Linked DNA regions of Homo sapiens: region 1 is linked to region 2. A link is an interaction called in ENCODE POLR2A ChIA-PET data of the cell type or tissue named here. Cell type or tissue: MCF 10A. All regions are shown on one strand. Links, peaks and the distances in the headings refer to the core of each region. The heading gives the core; the rest is flanking DNA. Region 1 has its middle 120 kb from the start of FLJ13224. Region 2 overlaps DDX11-AS1 (DDX11 antisense RNA 1).

What was found. Peaks named below come from ENCODE experiments on the same cell type or tissue, not always from the same donor. Only the 100,000 strongest peaks of a DNase experiment are listed, where the experiment ranks them.
Region 1: POLR2A ChIA-PET joins it to region 2 with 5 read pairs; 2 of 35 experiments call an interaction of 5 or more read pairs at or near these places.

Annotation. Positions count from the first base shown.
Region 1 is chr12:31,203,483-31,208,861 of GRCh38, forward strand. No RefSeq gene overlaps it. Among named protein-coding and RNA genes, the nearest start is that of FLJ13224, 120 kb to the right of the region's middle. In MCF 10A, for the core only: no CTCF peak of the experiment used is centred there; DNase peaks (open chromatin) are centred at 1,719 and 2,649.
Region 2 is chr12:31,032,863-31,038,241 of GRCh38, forward strand. All of the region lies in intron 2 of DDX11-AS1 (DDX11 antisense RNA 1), which reads right to left. Among named protein-coding and RNA genes, the nearest start is that of TSPAN11-AS1, 30 kb to the left of the region's middle. In MCF 10A, for the core only: no CTCF peak of the experiment used is centred there; no DNase peak of the experiment used is centred there.

The sequences.
Region 1 (5,379 bases), core at 57-5,056, 170 kb after region 2:
CACTTGGCTGTGGGAATCTCAGAGATACAGCCTGCATGTTTTATTCATTGTTGAATTTCCAATGGGTGGTATATGAATGCAAGCACTTCTTGAGTCAATCATGACTTTTAGTCAGTCTCAGGTTTTCCATAGAATCTTGTGTCTGTGTACAACTAACCATATTCTTGGGGAGCAAAATAGGAGAATATTAACCCTCCCAGGAGGAGAGCTTCTTTCCATTCACTTCTTTCCATTCAACCCATCCTATGCTGCATTTGAAGTAAGCACTCTTGACTCCCAGACTTTTAAAGCAAACCCATTATTGGGGTGCTAGCTTTCTATCCAGAGGTTTTACACAGGTTTTGTAATGCAGTGAGAAGCAGACGCATCTTTCTGACTAATAATGTCTTCTGCTGGTTTCCCACTGCTATATATTACAGAGAACTAGAAAAGATTAAAGCCAGTATCTGTATTTAGGGTATGGTCAACTTAATGAGACATTAGCTTTTATTTTATTGTTACTCTATTTTCACATAACCCTTTCTAAAAAGCCTGTTATCATGCACTTCTTTACCTATGAAATTTTGGCCAAATCTAAAGACAATTGCCCTTAATCATTTGACTAAGACAATGGACTTTATGCTTTCAATCTACTCCTTCCTCTTTATATCCCAGTTGGCTAACAGTCTCAGATTAGTGACTACTTGTGTTGTTCTTTGTGAAAAGCAACACCCAAACCTACCTCTCTTTATGTTTGCCTGTTACTGATTCCTTGGGGTTTCGTTACCCCTTGCTACAACACTCATTCCAAAGTGTGAATCTAAAATGATCACTTACTATTTGAGGAACACAGTCAGGCATGTACTTACATATAGAGCATCTTTACTAATTAAAATGCAAAATATAAATCATACCAATAGTAGGGCACATCTGGAGATCAAATGCTTTCTCAGACTTTATTAACCCATTACAATTTAGAAATCCAAATCTAACATCGATAACAGGAAAGTTAATATAAGAAATTTCCAAAAGACAAATTAGTACAAATGTTTGAATTTGTTGAGTAGAAGGTGGATCTTGCAGTGCACTTATCTTTTATAAGGAGAATTAAATTCATCTTTATAAACACACATACAATCTCATCTATCTGATTTGATTGAAGAAATCATAACTATTAAATATTTGAATAATACCCCTCTGATAAATAAATATATGAGCATACTACACTGACTTGCACATATGAGAATTTTCTAGATTGCCAGTTAGCACCTAAAATTTGGAGTAAATGCCCTAACCTTCTATCTGGGACTCATGTTTAGAATTATGATTTATTTTCTTATTCCATGGAATTATAATACATATGGAGTAATTCTATTAATATTATTTATACTTGCCTCCAACTCTCTAAGTTACATCTGACTTAAGGTATGATTGTTCATTTTTTTAGATTTTCCCCCAGATCTCAAAAGTGAACTTTGTACATAAACATTATCCAAATTGAGAGATAGATATAAATATAGACCTCCCTAATACACCTTCTAAATTTGGTAAAAGTCTTCTAACTGTTTAAATGGGAAACAGTAAGAATAACAGAACACATATACACATGAACACAGACATACGTAAGTTTTTTACAGTACAATAACAATGTTATTTGCATACAGGATACAGAGCAGTTGTTTCTAATTCTCAGTCTACGCATGGGAAATCCCCTTCTACTGTGGGAAAAGATTTCATCATTTACTAGACAAGAAGGATCTCATTCATAAAGTTAAGGGTGTGGAGAGAGTGGGAAAAATGATGGTGTGGGTTGTCTGTTAGGCAAACTGGGAATGCCGTTTCCAGCATATGAAAAAAATCCCTCTTTATTCACATACATTCCAATGTTCACTTCCTCATCCTGTAAAGCAGAGATGTGTTTCATTACAACTATAAAAGTGCAATGCTGGGCTAAAGCCTCCTTACCATTACTACAAAAAAGGATTCTAAACAAAATCTAAATCAATGCTTCTAACTTTAAGATCATTGCTCTAATGTTTTAAAAAAATGCATCTGGGATGCCTTTTATTATAATTTTTTAACAGCAGCAATTTATTTTATGAAATTAAAAAAATGAGTTCAGTAATTGTCAAAATAAAACACAAGTAAGACATAAGTCCAAGTCTGAGTATATTGTGAATACTTTGGAATAATGTTATTAATAAACATTGTCTGCTTTTATGGCAGTGAATATTCATATATTTAATATAAGAAAACATTTTATATTCAAGATGCCTTTCCCTACAATGCAAAGTAACTGAAGTTTATAGGTAATATATACTATTAAAAAATAAAAATTAATATATACTCATGAAAAGTAAAAAGAAAAATAAGAAAAAGAATAAATTATGCTTCCAAGCTTAGTGAAGATCTATTCACTCTTCCAAAGTCATTTTCAGAATATAACTTCTCTCCTGTGTTTTCACCACCTTTCTTGCTTCACTTTCTTTAAAGTATGAATCTTTAGGTAGTATTGATCATTTTTGATATTAAGAAAATACAAAGCTTCTGGAAATAATTCAAATCATTTTGCAACTTTTGGCTGTGATCACTTTGCAAAGCATGCAGTGTTTCTTCGTAGCCAATTGATGAAGGGTTTAGGGAAATTTGCCAGGAACTTACCATGAGTCATGGGACAAATGGGAACCCGTCATTCCCTCTGCAAAACCTGTTCTTGAGAAGCCCTTTGTCCAGAGCCTCAGTAGGCAGCTGGTTCATACCAACCAATGGTAAGCAATGCTCATCTGTTCTCTCCCTTAAGGCCTCTCTTTGTGTAAAGACCCACAAGCATAAGTATCTGTGGTGGGGCTGTGTCATGAGGGCAGGCTCACAGTGCTCTCCTCTGAGTTACCACTACTGAACATAATCAGGGTGTGTAAACTTGTTTTATTTGGCATTAAAGCCGTTACAACAAGTTATAAACATTTCCAGAGCTTCTTACTAGTGGAAGCAGAGGTAGTCTCTCAGGCAGAGTGTGGTTAGGACCGAATGCACTCTGTTGGGAAAGGCCTGTGGTAAATGCAACACCTTGGCACAAGAAAGTTATACTTTTGTTGTAGTGTAAACCAAAAATAAAATTCTAAGCCCCCCAACCAATAGAATGAACCCCTTCTGTCAGCCAAGGACATCCTACAGTAAATCTGAAACACTAGTTCAGGCCATGATAGGAGTGGGAGGTCAGATGTATCTGATTACACCTTCCCCCTTTGGAATACAGGCACTGCTGATCAGCATTAACATCAAAACAGAGAGCTTAAGACAAAATACTCTTTGTAGCAATAAGACATCAACATGACAGATAACAGGGCCTAAAAGAAATTGAAGTATTTTACCCTCAAATATATTTCTTTCTTTTTTTTACTCGAACATGATCATTTTTTAAAAATTTTACTTTAACTTCTGGTATAATGTGCAGAATGTTCAGGTTTATTGCATAGGTATATATGTGCCATGGTGGTTTGCTGCACCTATCAATCTGCCATCCAGGTTTTAAGCCCCGCACCCACAATATATTTCTTTGACATATTTTGAAATGGATCTGCACAGTTGTCTTTTGTGGGGAAAATCTACATTCTACAGAGAATCGCCATCCTTTTCCAGGTCATTTTCCTGATCCAGGAGAGACTTAACTAAGAGTTTGGCACCTTTTTAAGTCTGATAAGAGACATTTACAATCTGTTCTCTCTGAAGCCTGCTACGCAGAGGCTTCATCTGCATAATAAGAATCTTGGTCTCCAAAACCCGTTATCTTAACCCAGACACTTCCTCCTATCGATTCCAGCTCTTTAGATAAACTATGTTAATCAAGTGCCAATCAGAAAATCTTTGAATCCACCTAGGACCTGGAAGCACAGTTCCCTGCCCCCTTTGAGCTGTCCTGCCTTTCTAGACCTAACCAACGTGTACCACAAATGTATCGATTAATGTCGTATGTCTCCCTAAAACATGTAGATTCAAACTGTGGCCCAACCACCTTGAGCGCATGTTCTCAGGATCTCCTGGGGCTGTGTCTTCATGGGCCATGGTCATGCATATTTGGCTCAGAATAACTCTCTCCAAATATTTTACAGAGTTTGACTCTTTTCATAGACAGTAGCTTTCAGAAAACTACAATTACTCAACCTGACTTTAAAATATTAACATATTAAGAATTTGGTTTGTGTGTAAAACATTCATTCCTTTCCTTGTAAGGTAGTTACAGAGAAGGACAAAGGCCTTGGAGCCTCATGGTGAGTGTTTGGATCTTGGTTCTACCACTTCTCAGATGATCAACCTTGGATGAGTTATTTGAATTCCCTGTGCTTCCCTTCCTTTGTCTATAGATGGGAATAATCACAATACCATACCTTATAAGCTTGTTGTGGAAATTGAACAAGTAATATATTTAAAGTGATTAGAACAGTTACTGACACAGTAAACACTGGGTAAGCCTCTACAGAGACTAAATATTACACCCCTAACCACCAAACACACCCTACAAAATTCTAGTCATAAAGAGCATTAGTATGAACAATGGATTACTCATGTCAGCCAAGCGCTCTCCAAAATGATTTTCCTGAAATCAATATAGAAACAACTAAAAAGAAATGAGATGTCGTAAGTTCTATATAATGATGCTATAGAATAAAGGAGGAAAGGAATTGAAAAAGAAAAGTAAGAACATCTTTGTCAGGTGCAAGTAACAGAATACCTAAACAGACTTTTAAAAAATCAAACATTTATAATCTCATTTGGCACAAATCCTGAGAATGGAGGACTGGCATTGGTTCAGCAGCTCATGCATGCCATCAAACAGTTTCCTAAATTCTTTCCACCCTACTTCCTTGATGTGTCAGTATTATTTGCAATTTTGGCTCCTGACGTAGCAAAGATTATTCCTTCCCAGCAATATCTCAATCTGAATGAAAAGAGTGAGCAGGAAAAAATTTTCTTCTCCTACATCTCTCTTTTCTTTTCTTTTCTCTTCTCTCCTTCTTTCTCCTTCTCCTCCTCCTCCACCTTCTCTCTTTCCCTTTTCCTGCCCCCCACCTCTTTTACAAACTATTGCAGATGCTATATTAGGAAATTTTCCTGTATAGCTCCTTATCCACGCCTGGTTTATATCTCTCATTGCTAGGCCAAAGAGTGTACCCTCTAGATAATCCCCTTCATGGCAGAGGCACTTATGACCCTAGCTGCTAGGAATGTTGGTGGCTGTTGGCTGTCAGATGAATTCACCTCTGAGAACCTCCCTCAGCATCAGAGAAACATTTCACCCAGGTTCCTCTTCCTTTCTAGGGGCAGCTCAGTGCACAATAATGGGTACTATGTGTGTATAAATGCACAGCTCTGTTGCCTTAAATTAGGACAACTCTGAACAAT
Region 2 (5,379 bases), core at 209-5,208:
ATGTAATAGCATAGGAAGGCCGGAGGGCATGGGGGCCTCTCAACCTCATACTCTGTACTAGATGCGGCATCTGGAGCATCTCAAGAGGGGCTAAGAGATTCAGTCCTCACCCCAGCTCTGAAGATGTCTCAACTGTGAAAAAGAGACAGGGAGTCCCTGACTCTCTGTCTGCTCCTTCACTGGTTACTCCCATGTTGGAAGGCAGGGGAGGAGGAAGGCCCCAGCATCTTCCATCACTGCTGCAGACACCAACCAACCCTCCTTCCTCCCACTCCTCTGCTTCAACTCTCACCTGAGTCCCCACCCCAAACAGCCCTCTGCTAGCCATTAGGTGTTAGCTGCACTTCACCTGCAAAAGGCCTTCCTTTGCCAGTTTTTGTCAAAAATGTTAGCATAGTGTTTGCATAAATTTGCAGGTTTGATTCAAGAAGCCCTGATTCCAATAGTGTAGGAGAAAATACACTGACTGCACCTGGAGTCAAGGAGGCTTTCAGGAGGGCACACTTGATTCACCACACAGGGCTCGAAGAGGCACTCAGTATGTGAGGCTGGGATGCCCAGACAGAAGCTTCCCCCACGATCCAGGAAATCAAAACGTTTTCAATGTTGGCTTGAAATCATGGCTAATAGGAATAAAAAAGCTCTTCTCACCCTGGGGAAGACTGGGGAGGTAGGGAGGGGAAGAGTTCCCAACTATTCCATCCAAGAGGGGGCAAGGAAGGACAGTGGCAAGCCCAAGTCTGGAGCTATTTCCTCCCAATAGTGAATGTCTGGTAACTTTACCCAGAAGTTCTGATTTTTCTCGTTAGTCAAACAGGACTCTGACTTCCAAGATTAGGCTAAATCCAGAGCAGTTTGGGGAATGAAGGAATCTGGCTGAACAATGGAAGTTGGAATCATTGCCCTACCATCAGCAACTCCTTAACAGAAACAAACTCCTCTGCCCACTCGTCATATCCACAAACTATTTTCATAGAAGAGAATGTCCCAGCTAGAAATGCAAGTGGACGAGTGCCAACCCAATGAGGCTAATGATTTGCAAGTGGAGACCTCTGAGCAACTTGGTAAAGAAAGCAGGGCTTGGCCTTCGCCCGGGAGGCTTGGGACCCCTGACCACCCCCTACCCCATCACCAATAAACCTCTCAGAAGGAGGAATTCTGTGACAGCCCTCAGAAGAGAGTGGCTATCCACTGGCCACAGCGATGACTAAAGCGAGGTTCATGCCACAGAAGAACACAAAGGTCACCAAAGCTGTCTAAAGCAGACACTGAATTTATTATTCGCCGAAGAAGGGGAGACACTCATTTCGTTAAGAAAGGTCAGAACAGCTCTCCAAACTGAAGGTGAATAGGACAGATACACTGTGGAAAAGAGGACATTTTGTTCAAAGGTCTGATTGGCTCAAAAAGCAAGTTGTAAACTCTCTTCTGGGACTGACTGCTTTTCTGACTTTGTGTCACAGAGGCATGAGAACAGCTCGTGGGAGATTCTGGATGGATCTGACCTGTGGTGCACGGCCCTGGCAGCCTGGTGTCTGTGCCTCCTCTCGAGGTGAGATTTTTCTCTGGCACCCACTTGGGTTAAGGTGAGGAACCCTGGAGCCCATGGGCCTGCTGCATGGCTCTGCACCCATCACCCGGCTCTCTGATCCTCACTGCCTAGGATGGAGAGATATGCAGCCCTCCTGGCTGCAGGTATGAGGAAACCACATGAAAGCTGTTCCAGAAATTTGTTGGCATGTGGCCATCATATCTTCTAACCAGGAAAACTGAGTCACAGAGCTCCAAGCCCCAGTAAGTTGGAGGATACATTACTAAAATGCTCCTGAATAGGCAAAAAATAAAAAAAAATTAAAAAAATAAAGAAAAGAAAAAGAAAAAAAAAGGCAAACTGGAAAGAGCTAACCCCAAATTAATCATGTCTAAATCCCAGTGGTAGGTTTGCAGGAGATTTCTAACTTCTCTTCTGTATTGATTTTCTGTATTAATCTTTTCTGTGTTGGTGTTCTGTATTCTCCAAATTCTTTACTATGTGTGGTTTTGAAATCATATTTTTTTAAAATTTGATTTTTAAAGGATGAGCTCCAGGTCAAGGTTGCTATTAAGTCAAAGGTATGCATAGTTCTGGCACAGTGACTCAAGCCTGCAATCTCAGAACTTTGGGAAGCTGAGGCAGGCAGATCGCTGGAGGCCAGGAGTTTGAGACCAGCCTGGGCAACATAGAGAGACTCCATTTCTACTAAAAACTTAAAAAGTTAGCTGGGCATGGTGGCATGCATGTGCAGCCCTAGCTACTCAGGAGACTGAGGCAGGAGGATTGCTGGAGCCTGGGAGTTTGAGGTTACAGTGAACTATGATCCCTCTACTGTATTCCAGCCTGGGTGACAGAGGGAGATCTTGTCTCTATTGAAAAATGATAATAAAAAAAAAGATCTGTGCTCAGCAAAGTCAGGATATTATCCCAGAATCGGAGTTGAGAATTCAGAGCTGGTGGCTACGTCTGGCAGCCCTATGCTGGCTAGAGCCCAGGGCTCCATCTCCAGCATCCCAGTCCAATTACCCTCTTCCTCCTTAGCAATGAGTAATACACCACCTCTTGAAGCCGCAGGCTGGTGTCTCCTCCTTGACAATTTCTTGTGCTTGCTGTTCTCCGCCTTGTTACCCAGTGGCCCTGTGCCACATCAAGGACTTAGGCTTTCTATTTCCTCCTAGGACCCTCCCTGAGTCCCCTCAGCCTCTTCACTTGCTTCTCCATGGCCCATCCCATCAGTTACTTCAGCAATCCCTCATCCCCTTGACCTCACCGTCTGCCCCTGGGGACAATCACAGGAGGACTCCCCTTGACTCAGTCCAGCTGCCACCTTCTCTGTCCTGTGTGGGGCGGCTGAGCGCTGCTGAGACCACATGGCCTCATGGATCTAGACGGGTATGAGCTCCTGGCCTCTGCTTCGTCCTTGGTGCTGCCCGTAAGTCCTGTGGTCTCTGGCCAGCTTTATGTCCTACTCCCCCAATGGCTATGACAGACCCTCGCCGGTCTCCTGAAGCTTTCTTTCCTACTGACTCGCCCCTCGCCAGCCCCAGCTCCCAGCGACCTTGCCCTCTGCTTCAAGGAAGATGAAAAGTTTCTTATGTGGGAGGAATGTTTGCACTTTCTAGACTCCCTCTGCAGAGACCCTCTTCCTGGCAACCTCTCCTTCTACAGCCATGGGCGGTGCTGACCAGGAGAGGAGCCACTGGGAGTCCTGCAGAAGGCCTCCTGGCAGCCACGGCCTCCCCACTGTCCCCAGCAGCAGCAGTGCATCTTCAGGCAGCTCTGACTGCTGGACCCTGCAGACTCAGACCCCCACCCCTCTGCAGCAGGAAGTTTACTGCTTCTGGGAACCCACAGGATGTGAGAGAAAACAACTCCATGGGGCTGGGAGCCTTGGGTTTGAAAGTTGGACCTGGCACCCACTGGCTTCACTTTCTTGAGAGTAGAGTGGAAGGCAATCCCGCCCAACCTCCCACACACCATGACAAGTGCCCGTGGGTAATAAATGGAAAAGTGCTTTGTAAAATGCTCCCCCTATGTGAAGGATTTATGCTATAAATCCTTAGAATGACTCATCTGAGCTCTTAACCTACTTTCTTAGCCCTTAAATGTTTGCTTTTCAACAGGGATTCCTGAGCCCTGGCTTGTTCTTGAATTTGCAGGAGCCACAGACCCTTCACCCCATGCCAACTGACCAGAGGCCTGATGCTCCTGCCCTCTTCTCTCCCTGCCACTCCAACCAGAAGACCTCTGGCCAGTTGCCATCCAGGGACCTGGCATGACCTCCCCAGCCTTTGAGGCAGTGATCTGGATGCCCAGAGAGTCAAATACAGAGAACCAGGGACTGGCACCCCAGCTGTGGGTTCTCAGAGTGGGCTCATGTGAAGGAGTGAGAAACAAGGAGCACAGGAACCTCTCTCTGGCAGCCCACCCCTCTGTGCCCACGGAACCCGCTACTGAGGGCTCAGCATGAGGACTGTGTGCAGCCTCTCCTGAGACCCTCACTCACCAGGTACTTGCAGATTTCCTCCAGGACCTACATGCATGTGGTCGCTGAGCGTGGCACGCAGCAATGGCTGGATGAGTGAGGACCAGCCAATCATGTCAGCCCACACCGCCAGAGCCTTTCCCCAGGCCTATGGGATGGAGAGAAGGGAGGCCTCAACCTCACTCCTGTGACTCTCCAGCCAAGGGGCTGAGTGGAAGCCCTTCCGTCATAAAGAGAGGGCAGATATGTTCAGAGCCACCCAGAGGACAATGTCAAAGAGGTGAATGTAGAGCCTACAGGCAAGGCTGGGCTCATGGAAATGGCCACAGGGAAGGGGCCCTGCTCTCAAGGAAAGGGGACACATATCAGGCCTGGCAGTGGCCAGACAAGTGACAGCCAGTGTACCTGGAGCACTTCCATGTTATTTTCCTGAATGCTGAGCACCAATGATATCAGAAGTGTGAAAAAATTTTGGGGGGTGATGCCTCCAGGCTTACATGTTTTTAGTTGCTGCAGCATGTGGCCCACAGCAGAGGTGGCTGAGATCCTCACCTTCTCCTGCTCCTGCCAGGAAGCGCAAAGTGGAGATGAGAGGCAGTGGCTTCCCTGGCCCTGCCTGGCCTGGCTTCCGTCCTTCCACATCTTGGTCTCTGTGTGCAAGGGGCCCCAGCTGTACTGTGCTTAGCTGATGCATAGACAACATGATGTGTGTATGTGAGGGGTTCTCTCTAGAGACCAAGAGCTAAGAAGCCCGTTGATGAAGGCACAGTGCTAGGAAATAAGGTCATCGTTTCAGTTCTACCGTGGACTATATCCGCAGCTTGTGACATTGTTTCCAAAGTGTTCAAGCAATTCTCCTGGCTCAGCCTCCTGAGTAGCTGGGATTATAGGCACCTGCCACCACACCTGGCTAATTTTTGTATTTTTAGTGGAGACAGGGTTTCACCATGTTGGTCAGGCTTGTCTCAAACCCCTGACCTCAAGTGATCTGCCTCCCAAAGTGTTCTGATTACAGGTATGAGCCACAGCGCCCAGCCCTGCACACCTTTAGACCAAGTATTCATGTCATCTACCTGCCTGTCCATCCACACACTTGGGTACTTACCTTCCTGACACTGGCTTAATCTGCTATTTTATTTTCTTGGCTACCTACTACCTATGAGTAGGTTTCCTTGCCTTCCCTTGGCACGCATGTCTTCTGACCTAGACCTCTGAGGTACCAGGGAATTTCCAAAGTTGCTTCCACAACTTCTTCCCACCTTCCTGATGGTTTACTCACAGCTTCAGAAGAAGCTCTGTGCTCCAGAAACTGGTCCCCACCCTCACCCTGACATATAAGCCAGAGACTTCACAGACTAAG